Regions from separate parts of the Homo sapiens genome. Here regions 2 and 3 are each linked to region 1. A link is a loop called in an ENCODE intact Hi-C map of the cell type or tissue named here. Cell type or tissue: B cell. All regions are shown on one strand. Links, peaks and the distances in the headings refer to the core of each region. The heading gives the core; the rest is flanking DNA.

Region 1 (8,000 bases), core at 1,709-6,708:
CCTTGAGATAGTTATACGAAGTAGGAGGTTGAGCAGGGATTATTTTAATCGGAGAAGAGATTAGTAGAAACTCATTTAGGAGGATTAGAGCATGCTGAATGAGATGTCAGAAGCTTTTAGGATCCAAGAAAAGTGGATGGCAGAGAGAGAGAGGGGTCAGCACTGTGTTTAATTTCCTTCTTTACCGTTTCTCGTCTGCCTTTCCTGGATATTACCTATTTCAAACTAAAGGGAAATGTGTGGAGGCTGCATCGGGTAGCAGAAAAACATGGAATAGGGAACTCTGCCTCTGAAATAGCATATAATACTTCCCACAGGGTTTAATGTGAAATAAGTGGTATAATCTAGGTCAAGTGGCTTAGGTAGAATACTGATCAAGTGACCAGATGTCTTGGAATGAGTAGGATAATCTTAGATTTTGGCTTCCTATCCTGTATCCAATTCACTTTACCATTAGGGCTTACTATTACCTTGATGTCTGGAGTGAATAGACCCTTATCAACTTACGATAAACATTTATCAGTAGTTTAGACAGAATTCTTAAACTGGATTCAGAACTAGAATTATAATAGCAGAGTTACTGTATGTTTCAAACAGTGATTTGGCCTTAGTAAAGTTTGGTCTCTTAAGATTTATTACTCATTTATGGCTAAGTATATCACAAATAAATGTTAGGTCCCCTAGTGAGTATTCAGCAATCATTTCCTTGGGATCTAAGGCATACCAGGTGCTATGTTCAAAATGAATGGGACATGGTTCTTGTTTTTAAGATGCTCCCAGACCAGTGGGGCAGACTGGTATAAAAATAACTAACTGTCGGCCAGGCGCGGTGGCTCACACCTGTAATCCTAGCACTTTGGGAGGCTGAGGCAGGTGGAACACCTGAGGTCAGGAGTTCAAGACCAGCCTGGCCAATATGGTAAAACCCCATTTCTACTAATAAAATACAAAAATTAGCTGGGCGTGGTGGCATGTGCCTGTAATCCCAGCTGCTCGGGAGGCTGAGGCAGGAGAATCACTTGAACCCAGGAGGCGGAGGTTGCAATGAGCTGAGATCACATACCACTGCACTCCTGCCTGGGCAACAGAGTGAGACTCTGTCTTAAAAAATAAAAAATAAAAATAACATAACTAACTGTATAATATAATAATATGATAAATGCTATTCTGTTGGTATGAATCAAGTAGCACAGAGGAAGAAAACAATTCACTCTAGTAGATGGTTGGCATTTTGAGAGAGATATAAATATAATTGTGCTCATTTATAACATGAATTATAAATGTAGCAGCATTGGAAATGGACATTTAATAAGGTGTAGCACTACTAAATTGGATTAAGTGCATGCACTGGGTTTATAGATGGATGTTCCCATCAAATTTGTTCTTTATTTGTATCCCTACCCCTGAGCAGTCCTTGCCTGGCAAGTGATTGGTGTTTGCACTGTTGGGGGTAGGCTTTAGGTTCCTGTTTGGGCACCAGGAGCTGTAGGGTTAGAAGAAGTAATGTCTTTTTCTCACCTATTGCAAGGTTCATTACTGAACCCTATAGCAAAGGCAGAGTAACAAGCAAAAAGCATAACAAATTTATTTAACAGAGTTTTATGTGACACTGAAGCCCTTAGAAATGACCCAAAGACCCAGGGAAAACTGTGTATTTATATGGATAGTCATACAGAAGTATGATTGGAGCACCACAGAGTATCATCTAATGGTAATCAACTAGGGAGAACTTTGCAAGCCCTGTTTGTTCGAATGGCTTCCAAGTATAGGGTAGGACCCCTCTGGAATGAAGATCTTAAGGCCTACTTTTAGGGAAGATAGGTCAGAAAATTATTTTATGGCCTGCTTCAGAGGGAAAGGCAAGAGAAGGTCAGAGAGTGACCTTCCTGTTTCTGTGGTTTTCCAATGTCCTTTAGCTTAAAATGCTTGGTATGCCAGGGTGCCATATTTGGGGGTATCCTGTTCTAAGCCCCAACATTTCCCTGGAAGGGCGATGGCTTTTTGATCTAAGCAAAGTTATCAGAGGGAATGAGGTACAAATCAATAGAGGACAGACTATGAGATCAAATTCTGACTCTACTACTTAAGAGCTGAGTGTCTTTTGACAAATTACATGTATTCCTGGTGACTCTGATATCTCTATAAAATAGGGATGATAGTAGTACCAACCTTACAAGGCTGTGCCTCAAATGTGTAATAAATATGAAAACACTTTGTAAAGTGCTGTAAAAATATATAAACATTATTGTTTTATCACAAATATCAGCACACCAATTATTTATGTAGTTCTATACATTACGCAAAAAGTTACAGAGATGTGGGGCTCATCTTCTAGGAAAACAGAATCAGAATTCTGAATCAGCTCTAAAGTCGGAGACCAAACCTCGAGCTCTCTCTAGGTGCTGTTTCTCCTGAAAAGTTGACTTGTAAGTCTAACCCAGTGCATTGCCTCTGATGGCCTGGTGTTCTTCAGATAGGTAAAAAGCAACTCGAAAAGGGGAAGAGTATTGTGCTTTCCGCAAAGACGATACTTTTTTGCTCTTTGGAAATTCTTGCTCTTTTGGTTTTGAGCTCTGAAGGTGAACAATCCAGCTGATTCAAATCCCCAGAGTAGCCCTAATAATAGGAAAACCGTGACAACCGCAGATATTAAAAACATACCTCAATTTGCACAACTGGGGTAAGACAAATACATATGGTATTATATGAAAAAAATTCCTTTATGCAAATCTAGAAACTTACTTTAATGTCATTTCATTTAACATCAAAGAGATGATGTCAAAGAGAACATGTTTACCACTGGGAGAGTCAAATGAAAGAATTAGTCTTCTAGAATTCTTTCAAATGAAAGAATTTGTGTGTAAGGTTTGATTGGTTATTTGGCAAACACTAATATTAATAAAAAGACCAGTACTTCTAGATATGGGCCACTTTGTAGAGGGATTATGCCAGAACTCCCATAGTATGTATAGAGACCCTTGAAGGAGGGTCCTCAAACCCATAAGGGAATTTATTTTAAAAATATTTTGCTTATGGGCCCATAACTTCATTTTATGTCTCTCTAGCTCACAATAGAGGATTATAATCTATTGGGCTGATATATCTGAGTTAACATCAGATTAATCGTATCACTTTGTGTATGAATATCATATAAAAATGTTAGTGGCTGCTGTTTTCACCATGCTCTGTCATAATTAAACAATTTATTTCATGCTGAAGCTTCCCTGTCCTGATTCTGGGATTGTCAGTTTTATGGTTCTCATTTTACACAGATAAAACCAAACTTTTCAGATGTCAAATAATGTGCTGCAGACTTCCATGCAGTTCTCAGCTGCAGTTATAAATCACTGTTGTTTTAAGTAAGTGACCTAAATGCCATTTTTATTAGGAATAGAGTGGCTAGGAGAGACTAACATAAAGCCTCTGATGGAGTTCTAACATTTCTCCTTGAGCAGCAGGAAGAGAATTGCATTTCCTGCTGGCTAGAGAAGCCAGGTCAATTTTGTCCTACCATTCTGGGAACTATCACTTCAGACACCTAACATATCCAGGTCCTGCTTATTTTTCTTGAATGAGCTATTAAAATGCATGTATGTGTGCACATACACACATACATACACATCATGCAGCCATTTGCCTCTGTGTATACATACATATCATTGTGTAGATTGCACTTTTTCAGAAAAGACAACTGATCACCAGCACGTCACTCTCACTTCCTCCCATGTACATTTTGTATCTTCCCCACAGGGAAGTGAAACTGGTGGTGGGTTGGAAGAGATTGAGTTTGCTGAAGTGGATTCTGCCAAGTGGCTGTTTGTGGATGACCTTTGTCTTATAGGGGGTAATAGTGGGAGTTACGGATTCCTGGCAAAATGTCTGTTCACATCTCATCACAATTAGAATCATAAACTATGGGCTTTGTGGATTTGTTCACCTGAGATAGTGATGAACTAGGAATCAAAAGATCTGGGTTTTAGCTCTATCTCTAAATATCTACATATATGTGAAGATAGCTGTGTATACCACTGTGGATATTTTCCCTCTTTTGTCTTATCTTCTCCATGAGACTTTCAAATCCTCAAAGGCACAGAGCATCTTTAATTTACACAGCATTCACTTTTTCATCTTTGTTTGTTCCTAGACTGCATTTAGTAGAGATGTAATAAGTACTTACTGACTGATAGAATGAGACCACATCCTGCCTTAGATGAACTGGAATTCCATTTGAAAGTGTTTCCAACCAGAAATATTCTGCTTTGGTGCCACTGCTACTGTTCAGATTCAACTATAGCAGCCACAGTGTGATCAGACACCTTCTCCCCTCAGGCGCCACCCTTGGCCACCCTGAGAAGATGGGCCCCCCTGCCAGCATGTCTTTGGGGCCCAGTGTTTCTGTCTCTCTGCTTCTCCCAACACTCAGTGGCCTGAAGAAGAAGAGCTTTGGTATATAATTTCTTTTTTCCCCCCAGCCAAGAGGAATTGAGCACTCATGAATATTTTAAGCGTGTTACAAAGAACACAAAAGCTGTGCCTTCATGGGAGGATTAAATGTTGGTGTTTGACTCCTCACAATCAGCACATTTTAAAACATAAACCAGATCATGTCAGTCTCCTGCTTCAGAGCCACCAGTGGTCTCCCACACTCTTGCAACCAAACCCAAGGCTGGGTGCCAGCCTCCAAGGCACTGCCTGACTCAGCCCTGCCCACTGCTCTGACCACCTCTTGCAGTAATTCCAGCCATGCTGATCTACTCTGGGTTCCCAGGGCATCGTAAGCATCTTTCTCTTTAGGACCTTTCTACACATCTCCCCTGCCTGGGACCCTGCCCTGAACCCTGTGCTACCGCAGGATCGTCACTCAGATCTCAGCCTGAATGTCCTGTCTCAGACAGGACTCCCCTGACTGTCCTATCAGTATCTACACCCGATATTTTATTTCCTCACATCACTCATCATATCTGAAATTGCCTGCTCATTTCCTGGTTTTCTTGTTTACTGTTGGACCCTGACTAGGGGGTCTCACTCTACAAGGGCAGAAAGAGGTTGTCTTAGTCTGGTTCTCTGTTGTTACCCAGAAGCTGGAACAACGCCTGTTCCCCAGCGGTTGCTCAGTAAACACATGTGGACTCAATGAGGGATTGAATTGGAAGTTATTTACCTCTCTCCTGGCTTTTGCTTCCCTCTCTTCCTTTGTCTCTCTTTTGCGGAATCTGTACCATGAAAAGGGCTGTTGTCCAGTAGTGGAACACAGGCCTTGGATTGAGGTCCTGGTTGACTCACTTGATCTGAAGCTTCTGGTCATGCACAACTGCCAATTGGAAACAGCTACTATAGAACCACCCTCTTTTTCCAAAGGGTCAACAAGGAAATCAAAAATAGAAATACATTTCAGGTAGTCATGTAATACTTTACTAATACTAACCCTAAGAATAACTTTGCGATAACTTTGCAACCTTAACTTCCATTAGTCTCACTAGGCAGTTCTGCTTCTTCAATTCCTTTAGTTTGTTACATGCCCTGCGATCCAGCCCAAAACAGGAGAAGCCCTGTAGAATATATGTTGCTATATCCTCAGATATGGCCAATAAAATTTGTTTGTGACCTGTAAGGAGCAGATGGTTCACTGAAGGCCATTCATAGAGGAGGCAAAGCACCAAAATTCAGTGTCTAGCCTTAATTTTTCCTTATTAGAGAGTCTGGAATAGAGGGATACATTTTCAGGATCTTTCCTAATAGAGGAGTTCTTTTTTTATTTGGATGAAGAGATTATTTCTGTAATTTCCCACAGTCTTAGGCTGAACTCTCCAAGTAATGAACTTTTACTCAGAATAGTCTAGGCTTTGTGTACTCATGGAAAGTGTAATATAGCTTGCCTTGTTGGTTTTTCTGGAGATAGCACATTTGGGTCACAGGGGTTCAGCCAGTCTTCGGCTGTTATGCAGTGTAATTTTATGGGAATAGTTTTATAATGTTAACATCTGTAGACTGAGAGCTTGATGAAGACATCACCCAGATTGCCTGGGAAACGCCACTGACTTTGGGAGCTAATTCTTGATAGGTAAAATATTTAGCTCTCTCTCTGTCTCTTTTTTTTCTTTGCCTAGATACAGCTACCAACCTTACCATTTCCATCTTTTATGGCAGATGAGCTATGTGTGTATTTTTTTTTATCTCCTTGCAGTATGCATTTTTGCAAGTTAGGGGATAAAGCCCAGGCCCTTGGCTTTTTAACTTTTCTGCTTCCTTGATATTTGTACATGAGATAAGATGTTAAAGGATTTCTCTTTACAGATTTCTGTTGAAGAGTTATAGAATTGACTGAATATTCATATGTGTACTGTCCTCTGCTTCATTAACTCTATGTTCATATTTCTTTTTCCCATGAAGCCTCTGTCGCCCATTTTGTTTAAAATTGCAACCTATTCCCACACCTTAAGCTAAATCTCCCTTACCCTAGTTTGTTTCCCATAGTAATGATCACTTTCTAACATACTGTATCATTTGTCATTTATTACGTTTATTGTCTGCCTCCCACCACTAGAATGTAAACTACAGGGAAGGATTTCTATCTGTTTTATTCACATTGTATCCCAAGTGCCTACAGCAGTGCTTGGTGCATAGTAAGGCTTTGATAAATATTTATTAAATGAATGCACTGACATCCTAGTGAAAAGACAGATACTGTAGTGTAGTGATGAAAAGCTTGGGCTTTGGAGTAAAACAAGCCTGGGTTTGAATCCCAGCTTTGCTGCTTACCAGCTGTGTGTCTTTAGAAAGTGATTTAACCTCTCTGAGACTCATTTTTCTCATCTATAAAATGAATATTATAGCACCTTGAAAGTGTGTTGTGAAGATAAAAAAAAAAGATAAATAGGCAATACAGCATGGTAGGTAAGAAACAAGGCTTTATCGTCCAATGGATATGGGTTCTGGGCTTTAGCTTCCAGTTATGGCTCTCCCATTACCTTATACAATTTTTAGAAGCCCTCTAAGCTCATTTTCTTTACCTGTCAAATGGGTATAAAATACTATGGCCTGCCTCACAGGAGAGTGGCCAGGATTAAAGGAGGTAATCTCTGCGTAGTGCTTAGCAGACTGATCAACTCGTAACAAGGGACTAATTAATTGAAGATGACGATGATGATAATGTTTGAAAGGTGCTTAGCTTTATTGCTCACACATCATAGTAATTGCTCAATAAATGGTGGCCTTGACAATAAATGAAGGACAACTTTATTAGAACTCTGGGAGCCTCCCAAATTTGCCATTTTCTTTTTGTTCTCCTTTCTCCAGGGGGAAGTAAGGCAAATGCATGAAGTTATCTTTGTGAGATACTTGTTTCAACTCGAAAATGAAACAGCAAGCAATTTTTGTGTGCCACACTTTTTGCCCTGTCACCAACAGTTCTGTTATGATTTCAGAACTTAATTTCTAATTTTTGGATGCAGTTGCACAGAGGCATTTCTTCACCACGTGATCACTGTGGGGGCTTAATATAACTCAGGCATTTGCTCAGCTGGTTTGGAGCTAATGGAATTGGCTGTAGTGGCTGTACTTAGGGGAGATTATAATGTCTCAAGGGTTTCATTGGCTTCCACTTCCTTCTGCAGACTTATAGTAAAAGACAAGAGATGCCTCTTCCTGGCTCTATTTCTCATTTGCTGTGTGACTCTCAGCAAGACACTTCGCTGCCGCTGAGAACCACACCCACTAAGTGGACGACCCAGTTATGAATCCTTGCTCCATTCTGCTGTATGACCCTGACCAAATTATTCAATGTTGCCATATCTTATTTTCCATCTTTGTAAATAAATAAATGTATATGACAAATAGAATGATCCTATACCTTAGGGCTTTGTGAAGATTAAATGAGATACTACATGTAAAGAGCACTTTGGAAGTACTCAATAATACTTATTATTATGTTTTCTGTATAAAAAATTGAAATGTTCTATTACCATGGTATTTTGTTTATAAACACTTTATATATATATATA
Region 2 (8,000 bases), core at 971-5,970, 210 kb after region 1:
CTGTCGTCTATTAGTGTAGGTTTGAATGAGCGGGAGCTGGGGAGACCAGGGCACCCTGAGACAGGTCCGGAGAAGGTGCTGGAGATGAAATTAGTTTCCCATATCTCCAACCACTTGGCATAGGGTGGCAGAAGAAAACAGAAAACAAAGCAACAGCGATCTTTTTTAGAGCTGGAAAGCTATGTGCCTCATCTTTCTTGCTTTGCTTTTGCAATCAAGAACAGTTTGATCACCTTTTGAAATGTATCAGGACAGGCATTAATCTCTTCTGTTTGTTCCCTTGTCACAAACTTGCGTTAAGTTTTCCCACCCCATTTTTTTAGTCACTGAGCCAGCTGGATGATTTATTGACAAAAATGTCCCCCCAAATACCACCACTTGAGTTCATCAGATTTCAGTTTGAATCAGTAACCTATCAAAATGTTTTATGCTGCTGGACTCAAAGTGACCCAGAAGATTCTCAATTTATTTCCATCCAGGTACAGAGGTATCTGCATGGTAAATACCACCTCCGCACCTGGCACAGCCTGGCATTCTTGTAGGAGCCTGGGCAAAGAGCCCTGGAACTCAATGGAGCAAAGAGAGTGAACTCCTCTCCCAGAGGTCATGGAGAAGAAGGCAAAGCAGGCCTGTCACATTGTCCCCAGCCTGCCAGGTGCCACTGCAGCCTCGGAAAGTTTGTCTAGGCCAAGGCGCTCTCCTTTGCTGCTTCTGCCTGCCTCTTAGTGTGGGACCTCCCAGGGAGATGAGAAAGGAGAGGAAGGACTCGTATCTGTTCAGTTCTCTTCTCCCCTGTGCACATTCACTTTACATCCCCTCCCTCCATGACATCTTCTCACACAGGCTCTCTGCTTTGTTTACTTTTTTTTTCTGGCAATCAGCCTTGAAGAGAGATTTTACAATATTTGGAAATATTTTATAATATATGAAAAAAAATTTTAAATACAGAACAGTACAGAAAATCATAAAAGAAAACAGGTGAATCTAACACCCCAAATAAATACTAAAATTTTGTCCCATTTGTTTCAGATTTTTTTTTTATTTACAGGAATGAAACTTGACAAACTTTAGGACTCCTTTGTACCTATTCCTGGTCCATTCCCTCCTTATCCCACATTCCTCCACAAAAGTGGAAACTCTCCAGAGTTTGGTCTACATCTTTCCTCTCCATTCTTAAAAACTTTTCTACATATATGTGAATCCACACATAGTATAATGATTGATTTTGAGTGCATTCTGAAATTTGCATAAATGATTTATTGTACACGATTTCACAACTTGCTTTTGTTGCTTAACACTGTTTTTGTAATATAGCCATGTGATACACAGGTCACATGATACACAGGCCACGTGATACACAGGTCACATTCTTTCACCTTAGATATCCACATCCATTCAGTGTGTGAATGTACCACATGCTACCCACTCCCCTACTTATGGAAATTTTGATTATTTGTAACAATTTTATTACCTGTGCTTCTTGATGTTTAGGTATGAGAGTTTCACTAGGTATATATAAAAAATGGAATGGCTGGTCAGAGTGTCTACACGTTTCCATTTACTATATCTTCCCAAATTGCTCTCCAAAGACTTTTACCAATTTATACTCGTTCTGGAGATAGTAGACCAATTTCTCTGCAGCCTCGTATAATCGTTAAGTTTGTTGTCATCTTTCCATAGGCAGTCTTCTCATGCCTTCTTTAGGGATGCACTGCACTCTAGCCTGAGTGACAGAGCAAAACCCCATCTCTCTCTATCTTAAAAAAATTCTTCATTTCCCTAAAGTTAACTATATAATAGTTCCCAGAAAGTGAGCTTTTAATCTCATCCATCACCCTGATTCTCACTTGAGGAAACTGAGTTCCAGAAAGGTAAAGTAATGTTCACTGCCTCAAAATTGGGTTTGTAGCCATTTCTAAGCCCTCAGCCTGGGCTCCTAAGATTTTAGAAAATCCGAAGTGGGTTTGGGCCCTCTCATCTTCCATCAGGGAAGCCCCTGTGACAACTTACCTCTCAGGCTTCATGAGCCTCTGTTGAGATACTTCAGGCCTGTCCTGAAATTTGAATCTGGAAATTCTAAGCTAAAATGGATTGGTCATACTGATACAATAATCCTTCAACGAAGTCCCTGAGTGCAGTTAGATTATAAGTTTGGCCAGGTGTAACTATAACCTAAACTAACAGTGGTATACATGATAGAGATGTACTGCTTCCTCCTGTAGTGCCGAGGAGGAATGCAGTCCAGAGCTGGTTTGGCAGCTTAGCTCTACATGTCTATCGAAGAGCCCAGGCCATTGACTTTTTGCTCTGTCACACCTAGGATGTTGCCGTTACCATGGTCCAGAATGGTTCAGCATCATGCCCTCCATCCCAGTAGCAGGATGTGCATGAGATAGAGAATGGTGGTGGGAGAGAAAGCATCCCCCATCCCTTAAGGACATTAACCAGAAGTTATACACATTATTTCTGTTTATATGATGTTGGCCAGTCTGTAAATATATGATCAGAAAGGCTAAAAATATAGTCATTAATCTGGGTGGCCATATACCCAGCTAAATTTCGGGATTTCTGTTATCATGAGAAAAGAAAATGAATATTCGGTGACACAGCCCTTTCTGAAGAGCCCAGTTGCAGAGATTAGGTGCAATAGTACAGACGTAAGGGCTGGGCTTGTTGCATAATAGAGTTATACTCTTAAAATGCAGCATAAATATTGTATGTATTGAAAAGTGCCATCAGGACCCTCTTTGGTTCCAGACTCTAAAGTAGAAGAGAAAGGGTATCACTTCACCAAGGATCAGCACCCAAAAATCTTGTTCTGCCCACCCAAAACAGAATCTCCTTCAGGAAGGAACTTTAGTATGTGTTTTGCTTTTATGCAGTATCCAGGAAAGAAACTTCAATGAGAGCTACTATTGCTTATAGCACAAGGCAGGGCATGAACTTGGGTCCAAAGTCATAGACCAAACACTTTTTTTTTTCCAAAATGTTTTTTCCTACCTCCACTTTTAAAAAAAAAATGAAACAAAATATCAGTTGAAATAACATTATTGAGAAAAACTTTATTCCAAGGCCTGGACTATAGTTAGACTGGATTTACATTTCTCTTTTAGAACCTGGAAGCCACTTGGCTATCTTTGCAGAGTTAACAATTTGCATTTGCAAAAATGGCCAGGTAACAGTACCAAAATATGTTAAATCAATTCAGGTTGTTGATTTTCTTTGAAAGTCTCTTCCAAAGAACTTCATGTTCTTTCTGGAATATGATTTAAGCTGCATTTCAGTGAGTTCAGTTCAGCAAATATTTGTTGAGCATCTATTGTTCACAAAGCATGGTGCTCAGGGGTCAAGAGATATAAGGCTGAAAAAAAAAAAAAAAAGGTCCCTTCCTTTTAGTAGCCCAGAATCTAGTTAGGAGAGATGTAGTTAAATAAGTTTAATCAAAAGCCAACTGTGATACCTATTACCAAGGTTCAAACAGTGGAATATAGAAGGATAAAGGGAATAGACTTATTCCAAGTAGGATGACTGAGGTAGGTTCTTGAGAGTACGTGGGACTTGGACTGGATTTCAGCTTGTGAATACTGACAAAAACCGCATTCCATTGTCTCTTGACAGAAGCCAATTTCTTTTGCTATTTGAGGATAGATTCAGGGACACTGGGGAATGCTGATTAGTTCCATCACTAATGCTGATTAGTAGTGAATGTTGAGTCATGCTGACTAATGTGTTCTAAATGGATTGACTCAACAATAAAGGCAACGTTGAGAGTCAAGAGTTCAGATCCTGAATTTCACCGATGAAGTGTAAATCATTTCGCCACTTAGTGCTTAATTTTTTTGTCAATTAAAATGTGCTCGTGGGTGAGAATCCAGTAAGTCATCTTGACCCATGAGGGCTTTACAAACTTCAAGGATAACAGACAGCTTAACAGCAACTACCAGGACAGGCTTATGCAACCTCAGGTTATTCATAGCTCACACAGAGTCAGAACACCCATCACATGCTGCTCGCCAGCCATGCGAAACTTCTGTTTCCTCACACATGCCATGAGAACTGACAAACAGTGCACTGAACTCACAAAACCCGACAAATAGAGGAGCTTTTGAAAAATCTTCCTATCTACCTACTGGGGTGTCTGTGTCTTTCTACAACAAATGTCGCCACAGAACTAAGGGCTTGCATTGCAGACACAGCTCTTTCTCTCTTTTGACATCTCCCCAGCTAGACTGCTTGAGAACCTGGCCTTCCATGTCCAGATGTTTACTGAATTCTGAAGCCCTCCCAGAGAGCCCAGGTTCTTTTGTTGCTCTCCAAATCATTTCCCACAGAGGCTGACCAGTGTCCTGAAGGAGCCCTTCAATAGGGAGGATAAATGAAGGCAGATGAAGACATGACCCCCTGAGGCTTGCCCACATCCACTGGAACAAAGGGTGTGAGGCACAACCTTGTAAGGAGTGTTTTGGTCAGCCGCGTCCCTATGCGAGGCCAAGTCTCCCCCACAGGGCTGCTTTCAATGGCTACCATCATAGTGGAAGTATTGGGCATTTGTTAAGGACTGTGGTGTGCTAGATATAGCACAAAACATCTAAATCATGGTCCCCTGCCTTTGTGAGGGCTTCCTGGCTACAGATGGCAGCTGGCTTTCTCAGGGGAAACTTGGGGGTCATAGAGAAAGCTGAAGAGGGGTGCTTGCTTCTGTGGATGACCTCTTCCCACCCAGTGCAGCGACACTCCCCTTTTGTCTATAGCTATCCTTAGTCAAGCCAGGGCTGCGGGACCCTAACCCACACTTCCGCTGTGTTTCTGGATCTCTGGTTTGCAAGGCCAGTGGCTCTGTGGGCAATACGTATGAAAGAGGACTGCTGTTGGAGGAAAGTTCCATTTAGGTTGCTGGTGGGAAGTTAGTGCATTTCATAACAATTTTTTTTTTTCAAACTTTCTCTTTTTTTTTTTTTTCCTTTAGGCCAAGAGAAGCCATAGGGATACTGTGACCTTTGTCTAGAGTTGATGGGGGTGTGATTTGTGAAATAAAACAGGACCGTACTGCTTGGAAGAAGGAAACGGAAGCTGACATAATGGGGATTAATTAGTTGATTGCTGTTGAGATGGTAACAGATTTGCTCCTAAACCATTGAGCTAGCGATTTCAGACCTAGCAGGGAAGGTGAAGATGAAGAAGCCTTTGTTCAGGTCTCTAGATGTGTAGGGCTGAGGGCTTTGCCGCCATGGGATGTCAACAGCCATAATAATAATTTGCACTTATATAGCACCTTTCAACCAGGCACCTCAAAGCGGTTTAACCACATTAATTAATTAAAGCCCACAATCCTCCTGGGGAGAGGAGGAGGATGACTAACAAGATTTGTAATTACAGGAGGGAACATTTCCGAATAAAGTATTGTCTACCAGATAAAAAGAGTAGGTGTAAAGGAATTGGGGTCTCCAAATAGTAACCGATTCAGAAATGAAATCATGGAATGATGTGGGAGGCTGGGGGCGGGCATGGGCAAGGGGGTCGACTCTGTGTCAGAGGGAGGTCGATGGGCTCAGAATTCACTGACAGGTTCAGATCCAGCCGAGAAGTGGAGCATGTATGGTATTAGTGGCATTTGAAGGTCATTAGTGGCATAACTATTGTAGTGTAAATTCAAGTTTTATTGGTATATTGTGTATAGCCCTGCAGAACAAAGACTGAGACTCATGCAGTATTTAATAAAGGATGAAATGATTTCTTTAGATTTAAAGCCCAAAGCTGGGCCAGTCAATTAGCAAATAAATCAATTGGTGACCCGTAGGATAATTTAGTCGTTTCCAGTAGAACACCCAGCCTACACACTCCTACTGCCATGAGGCTCTGATTGAAGCATCAGACTGGGTTCAGGGCAAGGTCTGGGGGCTTTAGCCCCTTCAAAGCCAGGCATTAAATCTTTCCAGCCTTTGGCCTTGTGACCTATCTTACCCAGGTTGTTAGTGACCTCAAGCTGTCCTCTGTAGAATCACTTTGTACCTGCTCCTCCATCAGAGATTTTTAGTGCATTGAGGGCTAGAATCAAGTCTCATCCTATTTCATGTCTCCTATGAGTGCCCAACAGAGTGCTGTGCACCAAGTAGGTGCAGATTGATGAAGATTGATGAAGAAAGACTGAGTCCTTTAACGACTCAGTATTTGTTGAGCGCATACCAAGTGCTCAGGTAAAGCTTGAAAACAAAGCTCAGTGTGTGCCTGCCCTCCAAAAATGTACTCCAAGGAATGGGAAAAGACTTACAAACTATTAACTATAATATAAAGCAGAATCACATCCAAGCCCCGGGCAGCAAGGGCAATAGGAAGAGCATCTTATTCAGCTGGAGTGAATCAGGGAAGGTATTGGTGTGCTGTGCATCGGAAGGCAAGAAGGATTTGGGTAGACCTGGAAGAGGCAGAGCAGGAAGATGTCCCAGGCTGTGACCATGTGTCTCCCTCTGAGTGAGGTACATTTTGAGAACTTGGGATGTTCAATAGAATGTTGGTGAAAACCAAGGTGAGTTTTCGTATTTAATCAGGAAATATACATTTCCTGTGGATTCTTATGACATGAATTGGTTAATTTCAGACATCAAGGGACTATTTGAGAAGTTGGAGGTAGGGTTCAGGATACAGTACTCCAAAATCCGGCACGTTGGCCTTGAAAAAACAGCAGAGGCAGGAAGGCCGTTGTCACCTTCCCCTCACCCCTCCTCTCCTGAAGCAGGTTGTAAAATGTTCATTCCTGAAGTGTTCACTCTCTACCCAGAGGAAAGGAATGTCCTTATCTCTGAAGACACAGGGACAGAGAAGAATCTGAACAAACAGGCCTTGCTAAATTTCCCCCAGTTTATTCCCATTAGATCATACTCTTTAGTCCTCCAATCATACTTCTGCCTGACTGTCTACTCTTCATCAAACTTAAGCATAAAAATACACAGATTTCCCTGGTTTGGGGGTGGTCTTTCTTCTTATTCTTCTTTTTTTTTTTTTTTTTTTTTGCCAGAGTCTCACTCTGTCTCCCAGTCTGGAGTACAGCAGTGCTATCACAGCTCACTGCAGCCTCAACCTCCCAGGCTCAAGCAATACTCCAACCTCAGCCTCCGAAGTAGCTGGGACCACAGATGGGCATCACCACACCTGGCTAATTTTTTATTTTTTGTAGAGACAGAGTCTCTACTGTGTTGCCCAGGCTGGTCTTGAACTCCTGGGCTCAAGTGATCTTCCAGGCTCAAGCCACCTTCCCAGCTCAGCCTCCTAAAGTTCTGGGATTACAGGCATGAGCCACCGCGCCCAGCCAGGTCTTCATTTCTAAAGGTTCTCATGTCACATAAAACTTACGTTAAATAAATTTTTATGCTTTTCTCTTGTAAATCTTGTTGTTGTTGCTGTTATTGTTGTTTGAGATGGAGTGTTGCTCTGTCACCCAGGTTGGAGTGCAGTGGCATGATCTTGGCCCACTGCAACCCCTGCCTCCCGGGTTCAAGCAATTCTCCTGCCTCAGCCTCCCATGTAGCCAGGATTACAGGCATGTGCCACCATGCCCGGTTAACTTTTGTACTTTTTTTTAGTAGAGATGAAGTTTCACCATGTTGGCCAGGCTGGTCTCGAACTCCTGTCCTCAGGAGATCTGCCCTCGTCGGCCTCCCAAAGTGCTGGGATTACAGGTGTGAGCCCGGCCTTCTCTTGTAAATCTGTCTTTTGTTATGGGGGCCTTGGCCATGAACCTTGCAATGCGTTCATGCAAGATATTACTTTTTCTCCCCTACAGTTTCTGGTGCCCAATATGGGGTGACTGAGACACCCCACTCATTCTGGATCTTGCAGATGAGATCCTGGGGCAACTGACAAAAAGCTGGAAAAATTAGAATTCTTATCAAAGTCAGCTCTCCCAGATCTCTGTCTGTAGTGCTTGGTCAAGAGAGACGTTAGAAATTTCTCCTTGTCCCTTCCTTCCCAAATTCAGATTATCAGGAAAAAAAAAAAAATGTCTA
Region 3 (8,000 bases), core at 1,066-6,065, 58 kb after region 1:
GGTGGCAGGCACCTGTAATCCCAACTACTCCGGAAGCTGAGGCAGGAGAATCGCATGAACCTGGGAGGCGGAGGTTACAGTGAGCTGAGATCGTGCCACTGCACTCCAGCCTGAATGACAGAGTGAGACTCCTGGGGAAGCCCAGCCCTGCATCAGAGAAAGTGATGCACTGATGCTTCACACACAGAGAATGGAAGCGGGAGTGGAGGCATTTTTCTGGAGTTCAAGCTTCACCTTCAAGCATGATATTCAGATTCCATGAGAGCATGCAGAAAGAGCCCAGCGGACCTGTTGAACAGGGCATACCATTGTGAGTCCTTAGAAGCTAAAAGACAGCCAAGAACAGTAGGAAAGAAGCTGAGAATAAAAGCTAAGACAGGTACCTCCAATCTCTAAAAAGTTAAACCTCTTAGAGGATTATAAATAAAGCCACACTCACAGGTGTACATGCTATAATTTATTTTATAAGTGCCTGGCATATTAATAAATGGTATGTAGTTTACTTACAGTGCTGTTTGGGTGGTTCTCAAGTAATCTCTTGTTTTACATTCTAAAGTCCACTCAGTGTTAGAATGGACCATTTGAGCCCAAGTAGATTCAACAAACCATCTATACCCAACCCGCACATCTGGGCAGGGATGACACTTGATGAGCCATCCAGGCCTCATCTCATAGACTCTATTCATCCCCTGCTGTCATGGGCACCAAAACATTTTATAGTAAATTGCACAGTAGTTTGTCTTTCCCAATAAACTGTATGCTTCTTGAGGGTAGGTACCCTATCTCTTTATCTCTGACACCTGGCACACAGCCCAGCACATGACAAGATCAAGAACCAGGACTGGCCGGGGCTCAGTCTGCACGTGCTCTGGCTTTCAAGTGGCATCTTCTAATGATCTGAAAGACCTCTCTAGAACTTTTTTCCTTTTATGTTATGTAAATAATATACTTAAGATAGAAACTTTTGTGTTTCATGTTGTATATTAATGTTGAATATAAAGTTTTTTTCTAGAGTGTGACTATTTTTTCACCTAGTTCCTTCAAATTTTCATCCCTACCATTAGTTTTTCAAAGTCTCTGGATTCCTGTTGAAGTATCCTTTTCTCTGGAGGTTTATATCACCTCCTAGGCTGCTTTTGACTTATCTACTCATGCTTTACTTCGGTAGTGCTGATGCTCACCCCCAGTTATTCCTCACCTGTACCATGTGGTATTATTAATGCAAATGAGGCTTTACCCGGCTATCCCCTCCCCTAGCATTTATGCATTCTTCAGGGAAAACTCTGTTGTATATGTCTCTGAGTCTCCCACAGCAACTAACACAGTGCCTTACACTCCATTAGCTCCTCAACGAGTATGTTTTAATAAATTCCATTAGTGGAGTGAGGTAGTTAGGAGCAGGTATGAGCTCAGGCCTTTGAGTGGGACAACCTGGGTCTAATGCTGCCTCCTTCACTAACTACTTTTATGATCTTGAGCAGTCTGCTAATCCTCCTTGTGTCCAACTTCTTAATGTTTAAAATGAGGATAATAGTAGTACCTACCTAATAAGGATTAAGTGAGTTAAGATATGTTTTTGAGGGTTAAATGCATTAAAATATGTAAAACACTTAGCACAATGCCTGGCCTGTAGTGAGAGCTATCATTATCAACAACCACCATCATAGGTACCCATTATCAGAAGTTGGGGGTTTGGATAAAGAAATTAAGTTTCTCTAGGTTATATTTTTGTGAAGTCTGAACTGGAATGAACTTCTTCAGATTCCTCATAGAGTACTTCATGCCCCGCCCTTTTATTGCACAGGGACTATATCTGCTTCAGTATGATGTAGAACATCTTGATTAAGAGTATTTTTTTATCTTTCGTCCTTGACTTATCTTTTGGTGTGTAGGTATATTGTTTCATCACATTCTCATTTTTTTTTTTTTTAAAAAGAGTTGTTCCATTTCCCCTTTTTCTGTCTACTGCTTTCTCCTTCTACGCTTAGGCCAAGAGTATATTACACTTGGAGGCATCTAGTTAGCGTGGTGCTTCCCAAACCTTTCCAGGACCCAAAATAGGCTAAATACCACACCAAGGGAGACATCGATGATGTTCTATTAAGAACAGTGAAAGGGAACCCAGGCATAAATATACACTCAGTATACACAACTGTCACCACCCATAGCACTGACCATCCTATTGTACCTTAGAACTTAACACTGTAATTTATCTGAGTGTTTTTTAATGGCTCTCTACTAAGTGTCAAGCTCTGTGCTAGGTCTGGGGAATGGAAAAATGGTAAGACATGGTTCTTGCTGTTGAGGTGCTTAGTTGTAACAATTTATTTTCATCTTTTATTAAATACTAATTGAATAATGTTGTTATTCTTTTTCTTTTCTTTTTTTTTTTTTTTTTTTGAGACGGAGTTTCACGCTTGTTTCCCAGGCTGGAGTGCAATGGTGCAATCTCGGCTCACTGCAACCTTCGCCTCCCAGGTTCAAGCAATTCTCCTGTCTCAGCCTCCCGAGTAGCTGGTATTACAGGCATGCACCACCACACCCGGCTAATGTTGTATTTTTAATAGAGACGGAGTTTCTCCATGTTGGTCAGGCTGGTCTTGAACTCCTGACCTCAGGTGATCCACCTGCCTCGGCCTCCCAGAGTGCTAGGATTACAGGCATGAGCCACCAAGCCCGGCCAATGTTATTATTCTTTAAGTAAAACATGTTTCCCCAAGTAAACTTACTGTGTGTTTAGTACCATCCTGGACCCTCTTACTCACAGTGCTATTTGCCCCACTACTACCCAGTAAAAAGAAAGGGTGACAGGTTGTAAGGACATGTAGGGGTTTGAGGAAAGTTGGGCTTGTGTCAATGTAATAAAAGCCAAGTAGTTCTTCTTCCAGCCCAGTCTGTATCTATGACTAGATCATGAACAGAGAACTAAAGGCTTTTGATTATAAACCTCCTTATGCCTAGGCTTGGCCCACACTCAACTCTAATACAAATAGTAGTAAATGTTAGGAGTAGACATAAAATGAGCACAGGTTGCCACTAGAACTTTTTCTATAACCTAATTACATTTTTTTCAACCTAAAATATTACATATTGTGTCAGCCAGGATGCCATCAGGAAAGAGATGGTGCACTTTAGTATTCCGAGGCTAATTACAGTGGGGCTCCATTAGTGCCCCTAGATTGAGAAGGTGAGGGAACAGGCTGGTTTCTGGAAGCAAGGAGATAGAGGGGGCTGTGTGGAAAAGACTGCCTAGCAGGATCTGAGACCTTCCATCAAGAGGCACAGCCAGTCCATAGCCCAACATCACTCTGCTCCTTCAAATCTCCTACCGGTGCACCCCAGTGGCCCAACCCAGGAGAGTCCTGTTGATGTGACACACACAGGCCAGGTCCCAGGGCAGAGAGCAGGTGAAGAATGATTGTGAGTAAATCTAGAGGGGCACACAGGAAGATATCCAGCAAACATGTTTCACACTTGATTTTAGAGGTAAGGGTGTGTATCTTAATTTTATCTGTTTTAGAAAACTAAAATTTTAATAGATTTAAAGTATTTCTGCCATAGTTCTTAAACTATCAATCTGATGATGTCAGATATTTTTCTCAGTGTCATTAGTTTGACCTCCCGCCACATTTTTTTGGTGGAGAGGGGTGAGGGATTGTGTATAAATTTCCTCCAGAGCACACAGAGAATAAAAATGCTATTCTTCAGTTTGTTTTTTTTTGTTGTTTTTTTTTTTTTAACAAAGAGTTGTTCCATTTCCCCTTTTTCTGTCTACTGCTTTCTCCTTCTACGCTTAGGCCAAGAGTATATTACGCTTGGAGGCATCTAGCTAGTGTGGTGCTTCCCAAACCTTTCTCAGCCAAAGACTCCTCTGGGAATCCAACTAAATTTCCTGGTTCCCTTTTGCTTTTAATATCAATGACCATATTACCCAATGAGGTTATTTTTATTTCTTACAAATATTTTTATAATTAACTTAAGATTCAACAAGGAGCCAAAGGTAAACAGACTGTAATTATTTCAAGTTCTAACCATTATGAGTAGATATTAATCTTCGAGAAGGTATTATTAAAAAAAAGTATATAATATTCATAAATTAAAGTCAACTTATAAGTACAAAGGAATATCTGTGACTATAAAAGGAAAAATAAACTGGAATTTAAAATTTAATCACTGTGCCTTAGTAAACACGATCCTGGTACATTTCAGCACAGTATTTGTGTTTCAGAATAGGATTTTGTCTTCTAGTTATTCACTAATACGTATTTATTTTACTATCATTCAGCAAGAAACCCTTTAAATCACTGTCAAAAGGTAGGTGATTTACTGGAACAGCTAACCTACCTCTGCCTAGAGTCCCATAGGCACTCACTTCCCTATGGAACCCTCTGTCCCTTCTTCCCTTCCTATATACCTCAGGTACCTTTATGCAGCCTTGTTCTATTGCCACTCTGCCTGTTTTACTAAGCTGCCCTAAAGTCACTGCAAAATTTTGATCAGAACATTACTGAACCAGGACACAAAGAAATGCTCATTACAGGCTTTAAATATATGCTTTTTCTTAGATCTATGGGAACAATTTCTCTAATTCTTAGGTTTTGCTCCCTGAAATTACACAGAAAGTACTGTATCTTCTTAACCCTTTCTCCACCCCTCCTTTCATTTCAACCCAACAAACTTTTCTCCTGTGCATTGCTAGGCAGTGCTTCCATTGTCCTTAAGTGTTTAAGGTCTTGTGCTGGTAATGAGCCAGTAGTCACAAAGCTAGCCAGTGGATTTGTTCTTCAAGCCTTTAGTGATTCCATACTCCATATAATGGACTATACCATTTGTGGATTCCTTGACAGCCATGAGGAGACACTGAGGGAGCTATGAATAGAAGAACCCTGTGTTCTCCCCTGTCCAGCTCCCCTGGCTTTTGGAAACAGAACTTCAATTTTTCTTCTCCATCTATGTGGTTCACATGGAACTGACCCCATCCTCCAACTCTAGAGGTTGTCTCTGAACTTGGGTCAGACCAAACGAGTTTCAGTGCTTGGTTTAGAAATGAATATGTAACCGAAGCTGAGCATGTGAGAATCCAACCATAAGAATTTGGCCGAGCCTTCTGGGGAAGAGGAGCCTCTGTAAGCTAGGGTCACTAAATTGGTACAGTGAAAGCCTGTAGCCACCACTTTGGAGAAGCCTGCCTAAGACTAACAACACACTGCAAGGAAGAGCTGAAAGATGGAGAGAGACTGGTTCTCATCATCATTTGACCACTCAAGTTCAGCTACCTTGGTCATACAACCCGTTAAATCTATCCCCAGCCCTACCAGTTATTTTGTATATTATGTCACTTTTTATTTTTATTTATGTATATATTTTTTGAGACAGGGTCTTTTGCTGTTGCCCAGGCTGGAGTGCAGTGGCATGATCATAGCACACTATAACTTCACACTCCTAGGCTCAAGTGATCCTCCCACCTTAGCTTCCCAAGTAGCTAAGACAAGAGGTGTATGCCACCACATCCAGCTAATTTTTTATTTTTTGTAGAGATGGGGTCTCACTATGTTGCCCAATCTGGTCTCAAACTCCTGGCCTCAAGCCATCCTCCTGCCTTAGCCTCCCAAAGTGCTGGAATTACAGGCATGAGCTACCACACCCAGGCTTATTATGTCAATTTGAATGTGCACTCTGTCACTTATAACCCAAACTCCTGAGTCAAATACCAGCACATCTGAGAATTCAACAACTTCTGGGATCCACAGCCCCATGGAGGCTACAAGCTACTAAAAAGATAGGAATGTCAGCTTCAGCTAAGAATTCCAGAAATCTACAGAAGGTACCTTTCCTTTTCTTTGGTTCCAGAGAGCATGATAATATACATACAGAATTCTGGAAACTTGGGACCAATAATAGGGTGTATTACCAACTGTGTGTGGTATCTGTAATTAAATATTGCTAAAACCCTGTAGAGGCTGGTTTTTACCTTTAAAAAGATCATCTTAAATAATCTGAGGATTTTTATTTTAAATAAGTTAATGTTAAAAATATTTTTTGGGCCGGGCCCGGTGGCTCACGCCTATAATCCCAGCACTTTGGGAGGCCGAGGCAGGTGGATCACGAGGTCAGGAGATCGAGACCATCCTGACCAACATGGTGAAACCCCGTCTCTACTAAAAGTACGAAAAAATGGGCTGGGCATGGCGCTGCACACCTGTAGTCCCAGCTACTCGGGAGGCTGAGGCAGGAGAAAGGCATGAACCCAGGAGGTGGAGTGTGCAGTGAGCCGAGATCGTGCCACAGCACTCCAGCCTGGGCAACAGACCGAGACTCTGTCTCAAAAAAAAAAAAAAAAAAATTGATAGCATGAAAATTTGAAGTAAAGAGTCAATTATGTTAAAGAAAAAAACACTCCAAAATCTAACATGATGCTAGGCTACGTTAACAAGAGCCTGGCATTAAAAACTGAGTCACCATATTCAGCATTAATAAGATACTAGCAAAGCTCTCATTCAGCTGCCATGCCTAGGTTGTGCTTCTGCATGTTCAGAGGATGTGGAAAGCAATTGAAATGATTAAAAGCATGGAAAATCACATCTCTGAAGAGCGATGAAAGTAGGCTATTTAACTAAAAGAAAAGAAGATTGAAGGAAGAAAATAAATGGTGTTTAAGTATAGAAAGAGTTCTTATAAAGAAAAAGGTGTCCAGATGTTTCCCCCTTCCACTGAGTATATTAAGAGAAAATTGCCTTAGACATTTCATTTTTACAAAGGAAGGATTTTTTCAAGCAAATAGGATTCTTGTACTGGGTGTGACATTGGACTAGATGACCTTTAAGATTTTTCTTCACTAAGATTCTATGATTACCAGATTGAGGATGTACTTATCAAAAGAGTGTGGAACCACTTGCTGTATGTCTTAAAAGGTAAGATGAGGAAACACTGGCTGGTTTGCCTTAGGTGTCATTCTGCCCAGGAGTTACTTCCAACATTCATAACATGCCTTTGAAGAAGCAAATATTGTATATAGACAAACAGCATATCAGAAAAAAATCAAAACAAAAACAAAGGAATACTAGCATTAAAGTAATAATAAAATATAGGATTTTTATTTTCTACTCTTTCAGTATAGCCATTAGCAATTCACAGTTAGTTTCTTCATTAACTAGATAAGATAAGTGAGGCAAATCATGGGACAGTTTAGTATTGGTGACAGTGTGTTTGGAGGGGTAGAATTAAGTGTTCCATATGGAATCAGGAGCATTTAATGTCAGCTCTAGTATGTATGTGGCATATTTCCTACTGCAACTTAATTGGCATAATTTTGGATCCAGAGAATACAAACCAAGACTCAGAAAACTATATTTTACTTTTAAAATATAGTTTTAAAAACAATTCTAGGTTTATACATGGAAAAGCTATTCTAAAGAACAATAGCTGGCCGGGCGCGGTGGCTCACGCCTGTAATCCCAGCACTTTGGAAGGCCAAGGCGGGTAGATCATGAGGTCAGGAGTTCAAGACCAGCCTGGCTAACAGGGTGAAACCCCGTCTCTACTAAAAATACAAAAATTAGCTGGGCATGGTGGCGCGTGCCTATAATCCTAGCTACTCGGGAGGCTGAGGCAGGAGAATTGCTTGAACCAGGACCTGGGAGGCAGAGGTTGCAATGAGCCAAGATCATGCCACTGCACTCCAGCCTGGGCTACAGAACGAGACTCTGTCTCAAAAAAAAAAAAAAAAAAGCAATGGTGTTGGCATTATTGTGGTTTCAATGGATCTATACTTATTTAAAACTTAAAGTTTAAAAAAAAAAAAGTCCATATGTTGCTCCACATCTTTCTGTACTAGTTGGGCCATTTTGTTGAGTTCTACTATGTGGCAAGTCAGGATGTTTTGTGTAAGTACAAGCTCCTGTGACTATAGTTTTCATGCATCCACATATCTACTAATTAGCTCCACAACTGGGTTCTGCAATTTCCTGGGCCACATCGCTGAGACAGATTCCGCATGTTCT

What was found. Peaks named below come from ENCODE experiments on the same cell type or tissue, not always from the same donor. Only the 100,000 strongest peaks of a DNase experiment are listed, where the experiment ranks them.
Region 2: a loop joins it to region 1, with 2.3 times the contacts of the local background. A loop is called at or near these places in 6 of 110 quality-filtered maps.
Region 3: it touches region 1 in a loop (2.3-fold over the local background); 2 of 110 quality-filtered maps call a loop at or near these places.

The regions. Positions count from the first base shown.
Region 1 is chr14:68,264,650-68,272,649 of GRCh38, forward strand. All of the region lies in intron 7 of RAD51B (RAD51 paralog B), which reads left to right. Among named protein-coding and RNA genes, the nearest start is that of RAD51B-AS1, 420 kb to the right of the region's middle. RefSeq lists enhancers at 3,452-3,571, 3,922-4,071, 4,222-4,401. In B cell, for the core only: no CTCF peak of the experiment used is centred there; DNase peaks (open chromatin) are centred at 2,522 and 3,752; H3K4me3 peaks cover 1,448 bases; H3K27ac peaks cover 5,000 bases.
Region 2 is chr14:68,472,682-68,480,681 of GRCh38, forward strand. RAD51B (RAD51 paralog B) reads left to right here. Exons shown (of 11, transcript NM_133510.4): 11 at 4,967-5,412. The coding sequence ends at 4,983. Among named protein-coding and RNA genes, the nearest start is that of RAD51B-AS1, 210 kb to the right of the region's middle. RefSeq lists enhancers at 3,463-4,662, 3,659-3,878. In B cell, for the core only: no CTCF peak of the experiment used is centred there; DNase peaks (open chromatin) are centred at 4,010 and 4,680; H3K4me3 peaks cover 956 bases; H3K27ac peaks cover 4,188 bases.
Region 3 is chr14:68,323,658-68,331,657 of GRCh38, forward strand. The region is part of intron 8 of RAD51B (RAD51 paralog B); the gene reads left to right. Among named protein-coding and RNA genes, the nearest start is that of RAD51B-AS1, 360 kb to the right of the region's middle. In B cell, for the core only: no CTCF peak of the experiment used is centred there; DNase peaks (open chromatin) are centred at 2,104 and 3,814; H3K4me3 peaks cover 695 bases; H3K27ac peaks cover 2,781 bases.